5 separate regions of the Homo sapiens genome follow, and all the other regions are linked to region 1. A link is a contact called in ENCODE Hi-C or POLR2A ChIA-PET data. All regions are on one chromosome and are shown on one strand. Each heading gives the region's core, a stretch centred on a gene start or an enhancer-like site at or near the end of the contact. The rest is flanking DNA. Distances are from core to core; before and after follow the strand shown. Region 1 holds the start of TRAK2 (trafficking kinesin protein 2). Region 2 holds the start of BMPR2 (bone morphogenetic protein receptor type 2). Region 3 overlaps LINC01792 (long intergenic non-protein coding RNA 1792). Region 4 overlaps KIAA2012. Region 5 holds the start of FZD7 (frizzled class receptor 7).

Evidence for each region. Hi-C counts contacts between places; a loop is a spot of excess contacts on that map. ChIA-PET counts read pairs that join two places held with the same protein, here RNA polymerase II (POLR2A). Pooled maps may share reads with other maps.
Region 2: a map of CD8-positive, alpha-beta T cell shows a loop between it and region 1 (6-fold over the local background). The contact joins the promoter of BMPR2 here to the promoter of TRAK2 in region 1. A Hi-C loop is called at or near these places in 3 of 168 maps with a recorded cell type or tissue (CD8-positive, alpha-beta T cell and naive thymus-derived CD4-positive, alpha-beta T cell), 1 of 37 single-sample maps with no recorded cell type and 14 of 50 pooled maps. POLR2A ChIA-PET finds 5 or more read pairs at or near these places in 1 of 52 experiments (activated T-cell).
Region 3: a map of natural killer cell shows a loop between it and region 1 (6-fold over the local background). The contact joins the enhancer-like site here to the promoter of TRAK2 in region 1. A Hi-C loop is called at or near these places in 1 of 168 maps with a recorded cell type or tissue (natural killer cell), 2 of 37 single-sample maps with no recorded cell type and 11 of 50 pooled maps. POLR2A ChIA-PET finds 5 or more read pairs at or near these places in 4 of 52 experiments (CD4-positive, alpha-beta T cell, activated CD4-positive, alpha-beta T cell, activated CD8-positive, alpha-beta memory T cell and 1 more).
Region 4: a pooled map shows a loop between it and region 1 (2.5-fold over the local background). The contact joins the enhancer-like site here to the promoter of TRAK2 in region 1. A Hi-C loop is called at or near these places in 2 of 50 pooled maps. POLR2A ChIA-PET finds 5 or more read pairs at or near these places in 2 of 52 experiments (H1 and OCI-LY7).
Region 5: a loop to region 1 is called in a map of CD8-positive, alpha-beta T cell, with 16 times the contacts of the local background. The contact joins the promoter of FZD7 here to the promoter of TRAK2 in region 1. A Hi-C loop is called at or near these places in 6 of 168 maps with a recorded cell type or tissue (B cell, CD4-positive, alpha-beta T cell, CD4-positive, alpha-beta memory T cell and 2 more), 5 of 37 single-sample maps with no recorded cell type and 16 of 50 pooled maps.

Annotation. Positions count from the first base shown.
Region 1 is chr2:201,450,081-201,452,751 of GRCh38, forward strand. It overlaps TRAK2 (trafficking kinesin protein 2), which reads right to left and starts at 1,378. Exons shown (of 16, transcript NM_015049.3): 1 at 1,270-1,378. STRADB (STE20 related adaptor beta) reads left to right here and starts at 1,660. Exons shown (of 12, transcript NM_018571.6): 1 at 1,660-1,858. RefSeq lists enhancers at 733-1,587, 991-1,520 and a silencer at 1,551-2,230.
Region 2 is chr2:202,374,906-202,377,576 of GRCh38, forward strand. BMPR2 (bone morphogenetic protein receptor type 2) reads left to right here and starts at 1,422. Exons shown (of 13, transcript NM_001204.7): 1 at 1,422-2,645. The coding sequence starts at 2,570. RefSeq lists enhancers at 270-429, 540-829, 1,984-2,671 and silencers at 920-969, 1,120-1,609, 1,740-1,799, 1,870-1,929.
Region 3 is chr2:200,711,844-200,714,514 of GRCh38, forward strand. It overlaps LINC01792 (long intergenic non-protein coding RNA 1792), which reads right to left. Exons shown (of 3, transcript NR_037886.1): 3 at 462-2,287. It also overlaps the pseudogene AOX3P-AOX2P and the pseudogene AOX3P. Among named protein-coding and RNA genes, the nearest start is that of LINC01792, 22 kb to the right of the region's middle. RefSeq lists an enhancer at 1,272-1,551. Within about 2 kb of position 1,353, at least 35 of the 41 ENCODE cell types and tissues checked have a DNase peak (open chromatin) inside an H3K27ac peak, as active enhancers do; they include CD4-positive, alpha-beta T cell and natural killer cell, where a contact is called at or near this core.
Region 4 is chr2:202,171,356-202,174,026 of GRCh38, forward strand. All of the region lies in intron 15 of KIAA2012, which reads left to right. Among named protein-coding and RNA genes, the nearest start is that of KIAA2012-AS1, 56 kb to the left of the region's middle. RefSeq lists enhancers at 1-363, 1,616-1,825. Within about 2 kb of position 1,298, at least 2 of the 41 ENCODE cell types and tissues checked have a DNase peak (open chromatin) inside an H3K27ac peak, as active enhancers do.
Region 5 is chr2:202,032,549-202,035,219 of GRCh38, forward strand. It overlaps FZD7 (frizzled class receptor 7), which reads left to right and starts at 1,307. Exons shown (of 1, transcript NM_003507.2): 1 at 1,307-2,671. The coding sequence starts at 2,100. RefSeq lists silencers at 889-1,438, 1,549-1,628 and enhancers at 2,191-2,671, 2,229-2,348.

The sequences.
Region 1 (2,671 bases), core at 128-2,627:
GCTAAATGTCTGAGACTTGCTGGACATTACTTAATTTTAAAAATAGAAAACTGGAGCTGGGTGTGGCGGCTCACGTCTGTAATCCCAGCACTTTGGGAGGCCAAAGCGGGTGGATCATGAGGTCAAGAGATCGAGACCATCCTGGCCAACATGGTGAAACCCCATCTCTACTAAAAACACAAAAATTAGCTGGGCGTGGTGGTGCGCGCCTGTAGTCCCAGCTACTCTGCAGGCTGAGGCAGGAGAATCGCTTGAATCCGGGAGGCGGAGGTTGCAGTGAGCCGAGATCACCCCACTGCACTCCAGCCTGGCGACAGAGCGAGACTCTGTCTTAAAAAAAAAAAAGAAAAGAAAGTTGGAATAACTGCTAGGATGATAAAATGTCTTCATCCCTGACCTTTCTCACCTCCAAATGTCCTTCACAATTTGTTTTTAAGTGTCATGTCACCACCATTAACCTGCTATTTGGAGACTACTGTACCTCAGACTTCCAAGTCAACAGCAAAGATCTAAAGGTCGGGAAGATTTACGGAGACCAAGAACTGAAAGTGTTCCTTTTGTTCCTATGGTCCATTCCATCAACTTGATGAATATCCTGTGAAGTTACCTTTTTTTTTTTTTTTTCTGACGTAGAAACAGCAGGTCTAAGCAAAAGGTGCATGAGCAAGAGCAAGTAACATCCCTATTATTATGACGCAGATTTTTTTTTAAGTTGAAATTCAATTTTTGGGCTGCTACTAAAAAGGACATGTGCGAATATCTATTATTTACGCTTCAAACTAAAGTCAGCCGTTTTTCTTTTTCAAGATATGTGGCATCTGGCTCAAAATCAATTGCAAGAAAAGCCCAACTCTATTTGACCCAGAAAGAGCTCTTTCCAATACCCTCTCCTCCCACTTACATCACAGATGGCGACTGAAGCTTAAGGTTTAATGCCCGACCCTAAAGCCACTCATCCTAAAAGACAGGGCTCCAGATGGATGCTGTATGGCAGAGGATAAGGCGCTATGAGAAGCTGCCAAGCCTCAGATGTGCAGCTGGGCTGAATACCGACGCCAGCGCCTAGCGCCCATTACTTTGCACCCACACTTAGGAAACAACCCACGCCTCACCGCGGGACCCGGACCCAGCCCTCCAGCACCCAGCCTCCGGCTCCGACGTCCGCGCGTGACCTCCGGGTACCGGAGGACCTTGGGACGAGGAGGTCCCTCCGCTTTCCGGGGAAGTTGTCAAGGGCAAGTTCGGGTTCTGCGCGGACAGCTTACTCACTGGAGTGGTTCGGCATCCTCTGTCGTCCGCCCGCGCTTCCTCAGGAAGCCCCTAATGCAGCGGCAGCCTGAAAGCAGCAGCCGAAGCTGCTGCCGCTGCTCCCACTGCCAGCAACCGCCCGGGCGTGGCAGGGACAGGCGGGCGACTTCACAACATCATCACTCGGCGACCTCGGTTCTGCGGCGACACCGGGTCAATGGCAGCCCCCACACAATTGGGGAAGCCAAAGGAGAGCCACTCTCCCAGCGGCCTCCACGGCCCCAGCGCAAGACCTGCTGGGAATTGTAGTTTCCTGCCCGCCCCGCCTCAAGCTCGAAGGCCCCGCCTTCTCGCTGCCCAGCCCCGGGGAGGGAGGCGGGGCCGCGACCCCGGCGCGGGTGGGGCGAATGCGTTCCCAGCGGGTAGCCTGGGACTGGTGCAGAGTTCCAAGCCCACGGCCCCGGTCGCGGCCTCGCCGCCCTCCCGCGCCCCGCGCCGGGAGCGGGCCTAGAGCGCTCGCCTCGCCCCTCCGCGAGCAGGGCTCTGGCGCCCGCCCCTGTCCGCACCGCTGGCAGCCTGAAGAGAGTCGCTGGCCGTGGTCGCCGCTAGGGTAAAGACGGGAGGCAGGCCCGGGAAGGGAAGGTGTCGGGGCCGGTGGGGGACGTGTGAGGGAGTGAGCCTTGGTCCGCGCACGCCCGGGAAGCCAGAGGCCAGAACGCGCTAGCCCACCTCCAGCCCGAGCACCGGCGGCTGGCGGGAGCCGTGGCAAGAATGCGGCCCGAGGTGGCGAGCAGCCACTGCGCCAGTGCAGCTCGGGCTCAGCGGGGCCCGGGCCGCGGGTTCGCAGCCCGCCCAGTGGTGCCTGCCGGGTTGGCCGTGCCGGCCGTGCCAGGTGCGCGGGGCCCAGGCCGCCCGGGCGCCCTCTCCCCGCACCCCTCACCTTTGGCCGCGCTCTCGGGCTTGGGGAGTTGCCATATCGAAGACACCCTCAGACCCCAGCTCTATCTGCCGCCTTCTGCAAGTTCGCTGCAAAGTCCCCCATAGCAGGACTAGGAAGGAACCTTTTACAAAATTAAATACTCGAGTGTCGTTTTGTCTTCGGTTTTTCAATTCAACGCTGTGTTTTTCCCTGCTGGGTCTTTGTCAAGTACCTTTTCCCCAAAACTTGATACGGATGTGTAACACGGCGCCTGCTTAGCACGGTGCCTGGCACCCAGTAGGCGCTCAGTAAAGATTTGTTGAACGCATGAGTCACTAAGCTTGGAAAATTCTCCTGAACTGTGCGTCGCTATGATCTTTGTTAAGATTTTATGGGTTCCCAAGATCACTTTGAAAATTACAGTAATTTTAAAGCTCAACAAAGAGTTACATCGGGTCATTTTTGCATTCCCTGTAACAGTGGCCTCTGTTGAATGCCTAAATT
Region 2 (2,671 bases), core at 172-2,671, 920 kb after region 1:
GAAGATGTTTAGTATAACAGAACCAGTTTAAGGAATGTGGAGATTTATTTACATCAAATTCAGATAAAGAGGTAACAGCGGACTAGAAGAAGCAAGCAGAGCATGACTTAAGGAGTCTATCTATGACTGTATCTGTGGAACTGCCCTTAGCCACAATGAAAGACCAGCAAAACCAGCCTTCAGCATAACCCTCCTGCCTGGTAGGAGATGGGAAGGCCAGACTTCACCCCTCAAGATCGCCCTCCCACGCGCATTTTCCACCTCGCAGCTAAGAATTCAGTCCAGACTTCCGATCATGGCGCCACGCACGTCACCTTCTCCCCTCGCCGCCAGCAAAATCCCACCCACGTCGGCTGACCCCGCAGCGGGGTGTAAGGGCGGGAGGGATCCCGTCTCCTATACTGGTCGCTTGTACAAACCAGATCCAAAAAACGCACTACACAAATCCTTGGAAACTGCGGTACCAACGGGATCTTCTCAATTCCTTGAGTGCAAAATGATCCCACTCTCTATCCCGACACAACTCTAACTCCATTTTCCTTTCACGTGCCCTAAAAAGCCCTCAAGGCCCCCAGCCTTGGTGAATCCAGGCCCTCTCTCGGGGTGGGCACCGCGCTGTACGGACAGACGCGCGCACGCAGCGGGACGATTTATAGAATTAAAAGTCTTTTTTTTTTTTCTGGCTTCGCATCCTTGCAAATACTCAATATTCCTGTCAACTAAGAAGGCTAAGGGAATGGGCGGTTGAGGAAAGCAGGACGTCGATTACAGCGAACACATCAAAGGGGTGGTCTTTCCAATTCCGGCTTTTGTTTGAGTCAGAGGGGAGCCTGAGGAGGCCAAGGTCTCCGGTTCTGGGAAAGGCGGGTCCATCCGGATTCTTTGGGCTGCGGAGAGGGAGGTTCCAGCCCCGTGAAACAACAGAGGGCAGTTCTGCCCCTCGAGGCTTTCCTCCGAGAGTACTGAGACGGAGACGCCTCAGTCGGGAGAAATCCCGGAACTCGGAGGAGTCTGCTGAACGCCGAACAAAAGGATGTGGCCGTCGTCTCTTAAACAAATACGCGAATCCCAAGCCATGCACATTTGGAAGGCATGTGTATGTGTGTGAAGGAGAAAGGCCACCGCTGCCCACCGCAGCCCCACCCAGCCCTCGGCCATTCACCGGAGAGACGCGCTGCGGTGGGGCCTCGGAGCCCTCAGCCAGCCCCGAACGAGGGGCGGGGCCGGGCGGGGCCGTGAGCGCGCAGGCGCAGTGCGGGCTTCATCCCGCCGCCGGCGCCGCCGCCGCCGCCGCCCGCTCTGCACCACAGGCTAGAGACAGACAGGGCCGGGAAGAGCCGGAGACTGAGGAGGAGGCGGAGGCGGCGGCGGAGGCGGGGCGACTCCGGTGACCGGGAGCGCCGCAGACTGGCAGCTGCGGCGACTCCCCCCTTTGTGTCTGGTCTGCTCGGAGCCACTGGAAGTGCCTCCCGGAGGGACGCAGGGTGTCTCGCCGCCTCCCTGCCCACCCCCTTCCCCGGCTACCTTCATCCGCCCTCCCGCCGCCCCCCGCCCTCGGTCCGCGACGCCCGAGTTCCGTCAGGAGCCCAGAGCTGCGGGAGAACGAGGCGGCGGCGGCGGCGGCGGCGGCGGCGGCGGCGGCAGCAGCAGCGGCTTCCTCGGGGGGTTGTGATTCGCTCACAGGAGCCATTGACGGGAGAAGAGGAGGCTTTCTTGGTGGAATTTACCTCAGGCAAGATCGAGCCGCAGGAATAAAAAGCGAGGAAGGGAAGGGAGCGCCGCCGGGAGGACTAGAAGGGGCAGCCTCTCACACCCACTCCGCCTGCCGTCTCGGGGAGCCCGGACCGGGGCCGCGACCGCGACCCCTCCCCTCCCCCGCTCCTACCTCTCCTCAGCCTTCGCCAGGGCCTCCCCAACCCTCTCACGGTTGTTCTGCGAAGGCGTGGGGACTGTGAGCTTGTCCATGGAGGCAGGCACCTTTTTTGATCCAGTCAAGGAAGAGGATTTGTTGTTTTCGAAATCAGAGTGAAGGAAGCACCGAAGCGAAACTTAAGGAATCCTGCCTTCCCGGAGCCGCGGGCGATGCGACTAGGGCTGCCGGGCGCCGCCGCCGCCCGTCCGGCTTCGTCCTTCCCGGCAGTCGGGAACTAGTTCTGACCCTCGCCCCCCGACCCCGGATCGAATCCCCGCCCTCCGCACCCTGGATATGTTTTCTCCCAGACCTGGATATTTTTTTGATATCGTGAAACTACGAGGGAAATAATTTGGGGGATTTCTTCTTGGCTCCCTGCTTTCCCCACAGACATGCCTTCCGTTTGGAGGGCCGCGGCACCCCGTCCGAGGCGAAGGAACCCCCCCAGCCGCGAGGGAGAGAAATGAAGGGAATTTCTGCAGCGGCATGAAAGCTCTGCAGCTAGGTCCTCTCATCAGCCATTTGTCCTTTCAAACTGTATTGTGATACGGGCAGGATCAGTCCACGGGAGAGAAGACGAGCCTCCCGGCTGTTTCTCCGCCGGTCTACTTCCCATATTTCTTTTCTTTGCCCTCCTGATTCTTGGCTGGCCCAGGGATGACTTCCTCGCTGCAGCGGCCCTGGCGGGTGCCCTGGCTACCATGGACCATCCTGCTGGTCAGCACTGCGGCTGGTGAGTAGCTCCGGCCGGCACGTCCC
Region 3 (2,671 bases), core at 103-2,602, 740 kb before region 1:
TAGGTGTCCTAACAGACTTTCTTTTGACCCTACCTCAGGGGATGTACTCATACGAGGTCACTACGTTTTCTGAAAGAACAGAACAGCCAAGTGGAGCTGTGACTGTCTTTTGCCATGGCTTTCCTTTTTAATTTCCAACTGCTGTCATAGTGTCAGCTTTTAGGAAAGGATCAGCTGTGGAAATGCTGTATTCAAGCAATAATCAGAAAATACAATGGAATAACAGTTCCCGTTTATAGTAACAACCAAAAAATAACTCTAGGGATAAAATCAACAAAAATATGTGCAGGGCCAACATGAAAAGAACTTTTAAAATCTATTGGTGAACTTTAAAAAAAGACAAATTTTAAAAGGGAAAGACATAAGCCTTAGCTACAAGGACACAAAATATAACAGTATCAATTTTCTCTTATAAATTAAATATAACACATTCCCAATCAAAACATCAACAGTGTCTTTTAAAAACTTGATTTTAAAGTTTATCTAGAAAGATAAAAAATGTATAATAAGAATAGTCAAGAGGGGAAACTAGCCCTATATAATATTGAAATGTATTCTATTACATTAATACATGTCTAGTAGTTACACATTATAGGTACTGATACAGGAGGAGAAAAACAGACCAACAGAACAATGTAAAGTCCTGAAATAGGCCAGAAAGTCAGGTCTCATTAGAAGCAAAAATGCACTTCAAGTAAGCCATAAAATGGAGCATTTAAGGAAGAATATTGGTACAACTTGCAAGCCATTTTAAAAACAAAGAAACATAAAGCTGTACTTCTATTTCCCACTTTACAATAAAAATAAATTCCAGATTGATTAAAGTTTTAAATACTAAAAACTATACTAAATATATGCATGCATTTAAAAAAATCCATAGCCTAAGGAACATGAAAGCCGGAAGTTATAAAGAAAAGACTGATAAATTTGACTATATAACAGAGAAAAGCATTAGTATAAAAAGAAACGCATTTACAGCAAAAACTTTTCTAAATCAATAAAAAAAGATTAAAAAAACAAAAAAAGAAAAGTATACCCACTGGCAGGAAACTGGAAAAATAAACTATTTTGAGCCTCACTTAGAATTTTTAAAATGAAAATTAAAACAGCAATGAGATACCATTTTCCTCTATTAGATTGGCAACAATTTAAAATGTTGATAGTACCCACGACTGATTAAATTTGACACATTTTTTCCTCCGAGCATACTTTTCATGTAATAAAGTTACTGAAACCAAATACTGTATTCTTAAAAATGGTTAGGGTTACTAAGAAGCCAGCAACAGAGGGCAGCAGAGACCTCCTCTGGGGCGTCCGCGTAGTTCATGTTCCAGTTTTACAAAAGCAGCTTTTTCTCTGCTGTGGTCTCTGAGGTGTCAGAGTGCAGCAAAAGGGAAATGCGTCATCAGTTCTTGTCATCTCATTGGTGACAATGAGTAATCAGGTGGCGGTGGCGAGGTGGTGTCTCTGGGCCCTCTCTCCAGGCCAGAACGGGCACGTCCCACACGCGAGCAAGGCTTCTTGCTGTGCCGCCCGTCAGAGCCAAGTCTGTGATGGCGCCTCTGTTCCAGGTTGTTACAGAGCTGGGCAGCTCCTCAGGAAGTTGGCATTAAAGAGAGCTGGTGTTCAAAATCTGGATTTTCTTTTTTTTTTTTTTTTAACCGAGAGTCCTTTCCCCTCAATAAACTTGACAAAGGAGATCAAGGAAACTAGGAAACTACCAGAAATTCTCATTTGCATTTCCAAGCAAACGCCCAGCAATCTTAGTCATATTAGCTGCATGGCTTTGGGGTTAGAAAGGAGGTGAGGTTGGGAGGGGAAGATAAAGGATAAAATCAGAGTGAATAACACAGAAGAGGTCTAGCCAGCTGCCTTTCCTGCTTACAAGGGGCCACTGGGGCCAGAGCAGGCCTCCTCCCCCGGCTGTTGCGTCCAGGCTGTTTCCCACACTGTAGACCCCCTTCCTCCTTTGGTCCTCTCTGCCCTTCCCTGGGTCTCCCATTTCAGACCTTGCTGTGCTTCCCAGTCCCCCACATGGAACTCAGACTCCAATTTCCATCAGTCAAGGGCTTGCCTCTTCAGGCACATGTCCTCAGCTCCCACTAAGAGGTCCTCAGCTTTAGGCCAGCTCGGCAGACTGGGGAAATGGACGCCTCTGCACTGACCCAGCAATGCTTATCCAGATCAGTGTTCAGGGAGCACCTTTCTCTCTATGTCCTGTGGATGCAGGGTCTGCCTGGTCAACGGCAAAGGTGTCTTTATGCATCTTCGGGAGGTTGGCCTGTTACTGGGTATAGAGTTAGGGAAAGTACAGCCTGAGAAATTAATATAGAATGCATGTGTATATACATACAGACATTTTTGTGCTTTCTTTTTATAAAAGTAAAACATGTCCTTTAATGGACATTCGACAAATACAGAAGAATATAAAAAGAAAATCAAAATCTCCTGTAAACCTACCAGCTATATATGGCCATTGCCAAAGTATTTTTTAAATACTGTATTAAAAACTTGATTCTCATACAAATCTTAAGTAAGCAAATGTCAAAGATTTATTTAACTCGACAATGAGGGAACCAGCAAAATGATAAAACTGGATGAAAGTGAATTTGAGAGACTGAGCATATAGGCATGCCAGCACAATGACGAAGGTTGCTAGTTTAGGTAAAAA
Region 4 (2,671 bases), core at 48-2,547, 720 kb after region 1:
GGCCCCGCAGCAGGCGCGCTGGGAGCAGCTTCTCTCGGGGCCTGCCGCGTTTATGGCTTCAATAGCGCCGCTCCGGGTCCCCGCGGCGTCGGAGAGGCTTCTGCCTAGCGCCTCTCTGCTGCGCGAGGTCGTCCCGGCCTTACAAAAGGAGCTCCTCGCTGGTGAGCTCAAGACCCCAGGCGGGCTCTCCCCGAAGGGTCACTTCTCCGAGTGTGTCGCCTCCTTTAGTCTTTTCTTTTCCTCTCTGTGGTGGCTTGTGATGTCTCTAACGCTGGGGCCTCCTATGGACTCCATCCCGAGATGGAGACTGGCAGAGCTAGAAGGTCTAAACATCTGAAAAGCAGGCACGCATAGTCCCTGGGGAGAAGGCAGGGAGGCAGGCAAACCCCTGGAGTGCCACCCAAACAATTGGACTTTTTAATTGATACTGTTTTATTTTGGCCAATTTTCCACTTAGGGGTGGAGAAAAGGGAAGTAATTTTTGGCATTTACTTTTTTTTTTTTTTTTTTTGGAGACAGAGTCTTACTCTGTTGCCCAGGCTTGAGTGCAGTGGCGTGATGGCTCACTGCAACCTCCGCCTCCCAGGTTCAAGCAAGTCAGCCGCCTCAACCTCTCGAGTAGCTGGGATTGCAGGCGCCTGCCACCACGCCCTGCTAATTTTTGTATTTTTAGTAGAGACGGGTTTTCGCCAGGCTGTTTGCGGGCTTACGCCCGCGTCGGCCTCCCAAACTGTTGGGATTACAGGCGTGAGCCACCGCGCCTGGCCATTTTTGGCATTTACTATGAAGCAAGACGTAATGCTAGGTGCTTTATGTACTTTGAGCTTATTTTATCCTCACTATAACCTTATGAGGCAAAGTGCATTGTTTCTATTCCACAGATGAGGAAAATGAGGCTCAAAGAGGTTAGGTAACTTGCCCAAGGGGCACACAGCCAGTAAGTGGAGAAGCTGAGAGATGAACCCAGGTTTCTATGACTCCATGCTCCTTGAATCTTTGAGTTGTGATGCCATCCCTGTGTTTCTGAGAGGAAATAGTAAAAAGTCAGGGAAACATCACGAAATTATGGCAGTATGTTTTTTAAGCCAGCATGAATCTTGGAGGTGATCTAGAAGTTCTTTTATATTATGGATGAAGAAACCTGAGGCCTACAAGTCAAGAGAATCGTGCATGACAACTAATTATTAAAACCAGGGTAACTGGAGTCTGCCCAGTGTTAGTGGTTATCTAGTTCAGTTCAGTTCCGTTCAGGTCAGTTTCGTTTTGAAGACTTTTCCTTGGGCAGTTTCCAGCTTCAGGAATAAACAGCTCCAGAAGGAGCAAGTGTAATGATTGCCTGACCTGTGCAAAGAAGTGAGGAGTAGCCAGTGCTGGAAAAGTTCCTCCTAACACTGTGGAGAAAACAGGGAGACCAGAAGTGTGTGCCCAGGAGTCCTGGTGGTGCCACTCACCAGAATCTACAGCCTGGAAGATGGCACCATGCAAAGGTCTGGGGCTCCTTGCTCCCCACATTGCCCAGTATGATGCCTGCACAGTCATGGCACAGCACACTGCCAGGCCCTGCTATCTGCAGCCTGCAGTACTAGGTGCAAAATATTCTGCTAGTCCTTAGCACCTACATGACCTAACTCTGGTACTGCTCTATTTTTCCTCTGGGAAGTATTTCAAAGTTCTCCTTCATATTGGAAGAGGAGGAAGTAGGAAGTGGTGCACGCTTAAGAATGTTTCTGGTTTACTCCTACACAGCCCAGACTGGGGAAGTCCCCCGGGAAGTCCCCCAGAGTCCCAGAGAACAGCAGTCGTCCCTTGATTCTGAAAATTCTCTTCACCTTCCAGGAAGAAAAGCTCATTTCTAACAAGAGACCTAAATTTGTCAAAACCCAAAAGCAGCTAAAACTAGAGATAAGGACAACATAAGAAAGGAAAATTATAGGCCGGGCCTGGTCACTCACGCCGGTAATCCCAGCACTATGGGAGGCCAAGGCGAGCGGATCACCTGAGGCTGGGACTTCGAGACCAGCCTGACCAACATGGAGAAACCCCGTCTCTACTAAAAATACAAAATTAGCTGGGCGTGGTGGCACGTGCCTGTAATCCCAGCTACTCAGGAGGCTGAGGCAGGAGAATCGCTTGAACCCGGGAGGCAGAGGTTGCAGTGAGCCAAGATAGCACCATTGCACTCCAGCCCGGGCAACAAGAACGAAACTCCATCTCAAAAAATAAAATAAAAAAAGGAAAATTATAGACCAATCTCACTTATGATCAAACATACAAAACTCCTAAATAAACTATTAACCAATCAAATTCTTAAGCTTATATTTTTAAAAGTATTAACAATACACACAACTGAATTTGGTTTATCACAAGAATTCAAAGAGGGTCTAACATATGAAAATATATTTATAATCCACACTAAGAGGTTAGTGGGGAAAAGCCTTAGGGTCATCTCAATAGATGCAAAAGGAAAAAAATAAAATTCACCCATTCCCAATTAAAACTTATCAGACTAAGAATAGAAGAGGGCTTCTTGATTTTGACAAAGAGTATCCATGAAAAACCTATAGTAAACATCACACTTGAATACTTGAATGGTAGAACTTGAGAAGCATTCTTTTTTTTTCTTTTTTGAGACACAGTTTTGCTCTTGTCGCCCAGACTGGAGTGCAACGGC
Region 5 (2,671 bases), core at 57-2,556, 580 kb after region 1:
TTTTCCTTCTCAACATGTCACTTTCCTGCATGGGAATTCCTGATATTCCTGGCAGCCCGGAGAGAGGGGAGAGGCCCCCTGGTGACTTATGACCCCCGCAGGAGTAACCAGAGAGCGCGCGCGAGCGCCCAGCGCCTGGCTCAAGACGAAGATTTAACCGAGAACAAAAGAACGTTTGCCAATCAGAAAACGCTACCCGAGAACGAGGATAACCCCGCTTTGTGTTTTGAAAACTCTTTAATTAGCCTGGTTTCTAAGACGCATTAAAACATTCCTACGCAGATTCTAAATGGAGGATCAAATGGTTGCTTCTGCAACGAAGATGGGATCCCGAAAGGGCACACGCCGCAGAACCAAGGCACACGGGGCCACTGAGACGCCCGGCGCGTCGTACAGAGTGTTCCTGGGCGCTCGGTCTCAGGTTACTTCTAGAACCAGTCTCCCCAACGCCGTCTTCGTTTCCTTAAAACCTCGCTAGAGTCACCCCAGTTCCCCAGACTCCAGGCCGTGCGCGCGGGCGGGGTGGCCTGAGCCCGGGTTCCCCGCTCTCCCTGCTTCGGGCCCTTCCTCCGAGGGGTCCTTCCTCCCGCCGTCACTCGGCCCCCTCCGCCCGACTCGGGTTTCTCCTCGGAGGCGGCCCCTCCTCCTTTTTATAACTCGGGGGAGGGGAGAGGGGACTGTGGCCTCGCGTGGACTCTTTGGGTCCGGGGGGAAAGAGGCGATCCGCAAGGCGCACCCCCTTCTCGTCCCGTCCCAAACCCCACATTGAGGACCCGGCGACCCGAAAGCCCCGCCAGAGCCAGCCTTTGCAGTCCTAACGCGACTCCTGGTCACGTCTCTCCCCGAAGGGGCGCTGCGCGGTCCTCGCTCCCCTCAAACGCCGCTGGCGAAGGCGCCCCTGCTCAGGAATGCGCATCTGAGTGCACCAGGAAGAGGAACAAATCTTTGAAGCAAATTCCCTTTCTGCGCGTTTTCGTCCCTGAGCGAATTCAGGGTAAAAGTTTTTCCGAACTTTTCCCTCCCAGTCCCCCGCCCCTCCCCTCAGGAATCCGCCCAGAGCGCCGCGGACACCGCCTCCGCCACTCCCGCGCCCGCCCCTTCCGACTTCCGCCCAATCCGAAGGCGGCCACCGAAAAAACAAAGGCCGCCATTGGGCCGCCGGGGCCTGGGGCCGCCCCCGGAGTGGTTTGTGAATGGGGGGGGAGGGGAGGGGAGGGGAGGGGACGGGAGGGGACGGGAGGGGGCGGGCCGGCCCGGAACCCCGCGAGCCCGACGCTTCTTCTGGCGACCAGCGCGACTCCGAGGCGTTAGTCGGCGCTCACTCCCGGCGGGCGGCGGCGGCGGCGGCGGCGGCGGGCGCCAGGACTCGCTGCTGGGGCTGCGAGGGGCTGGAGGGGCCGGGGCCAGGCCGCGGGCACGAGCGCCTCGCGGTTTCGGACGCAGTGTGACTGGGTTTCCAAAAAGAACTCGCCGTGCTCCCGACTCCGGGGCCGAGATCGGACTCAGCAAGAGCCGGCCGTTTGGCTGAAACTTGGGGCCGAGCTTTTGGGGCTGAAGAAGGAGCGGGGTGTGGAGGAGGAGGCGAAGGAGGCGGCGACGAGCGGAGCCTCGAGGCCAGGAGGCGGGGCAGCACCGCGGAGGCGGCGGCCGGGGCGAGCGAGCGGCGGCGGCAGGGGTTCTCCTAGCGGGGACCGGACCAGGCGCGGGGGGCGTGCGCGCTGCGGTGCGCCGGGGGTCCAGAGTCTTGGGCAAACTTTGAAGGGTGCCGGAGCCGCTTGTTGCTCCTCGCGGCGGAGGGAGCCGCACCGTTACGTCCCCGCGGGGAGAGCGAGGCGGCCCTCCTCGGCGCCCCCAACCCAGGCTGACGAGTTTTGGGCCCCCGGCGGCCCTGCGAGTGCAGGGCGGCGGCGTCTGCGGCGCCTTCGCGGCGCGGGCACCCAGGCGGCAGCGCCCTTTGCTCCACGCCGCCCACGGCCCGGCCCCGGCGCCGTGAGGACTCTCATGCGTCGGGCGCGGCGGCGCCTCCCCGCATCCAAGCCTCTCCCAACCGCCTCGTCGCACTCCTCAGGCTGAGAGCACCGCTGCACTCGCGGCCGGCGATGCGGGACCCCGGCGCGGCCGCTCCGCTTTCGTCCCTGGGCCTCTGTGCCCTGGTGCTGGCGCTGCTGGGCGCACTGTCCGCGGGCGCCGGGGCGCAGCCGTACCACGGAGAGAAGGGCATCTCCGTGCCGGACCACGGCTTCTGCCAGCCCATCTCCATCCCGCTGTGCACGGACATCGCCTACAACCAGACCATCCTGCCCAACCTGCTGGGCCACACGAACCAAGAGGACGCGGGCCTCGAGGTGCACCAGTTCTACCCGCTGGTGAAGGTGCAGTGTTCTCCCGAACTCCGCTTTTTCTTATGCTCCATGTATGCGCCCGTGTGCACCGTGCTCGATCAGGCCATCCCGCCGTGTCGTTCTCTGTGCGAGCGCGCCCGCCAGGGCTGCGAGGCGCTCATGAACAAGTTCGGCTTCCAGTGGCCCGAGCGGCTGCGCTGCGAGAACTTCCCGGTGCACGGTGCGGGCGAGATCTGCGTGGGCCAGAACACGTCGGACGGCTCCGGGGGCCCAGGCGGCGGCCCCACTGCCTACCCTACCGCGCCCTACCTGCCGGACCTGCCCTTCAC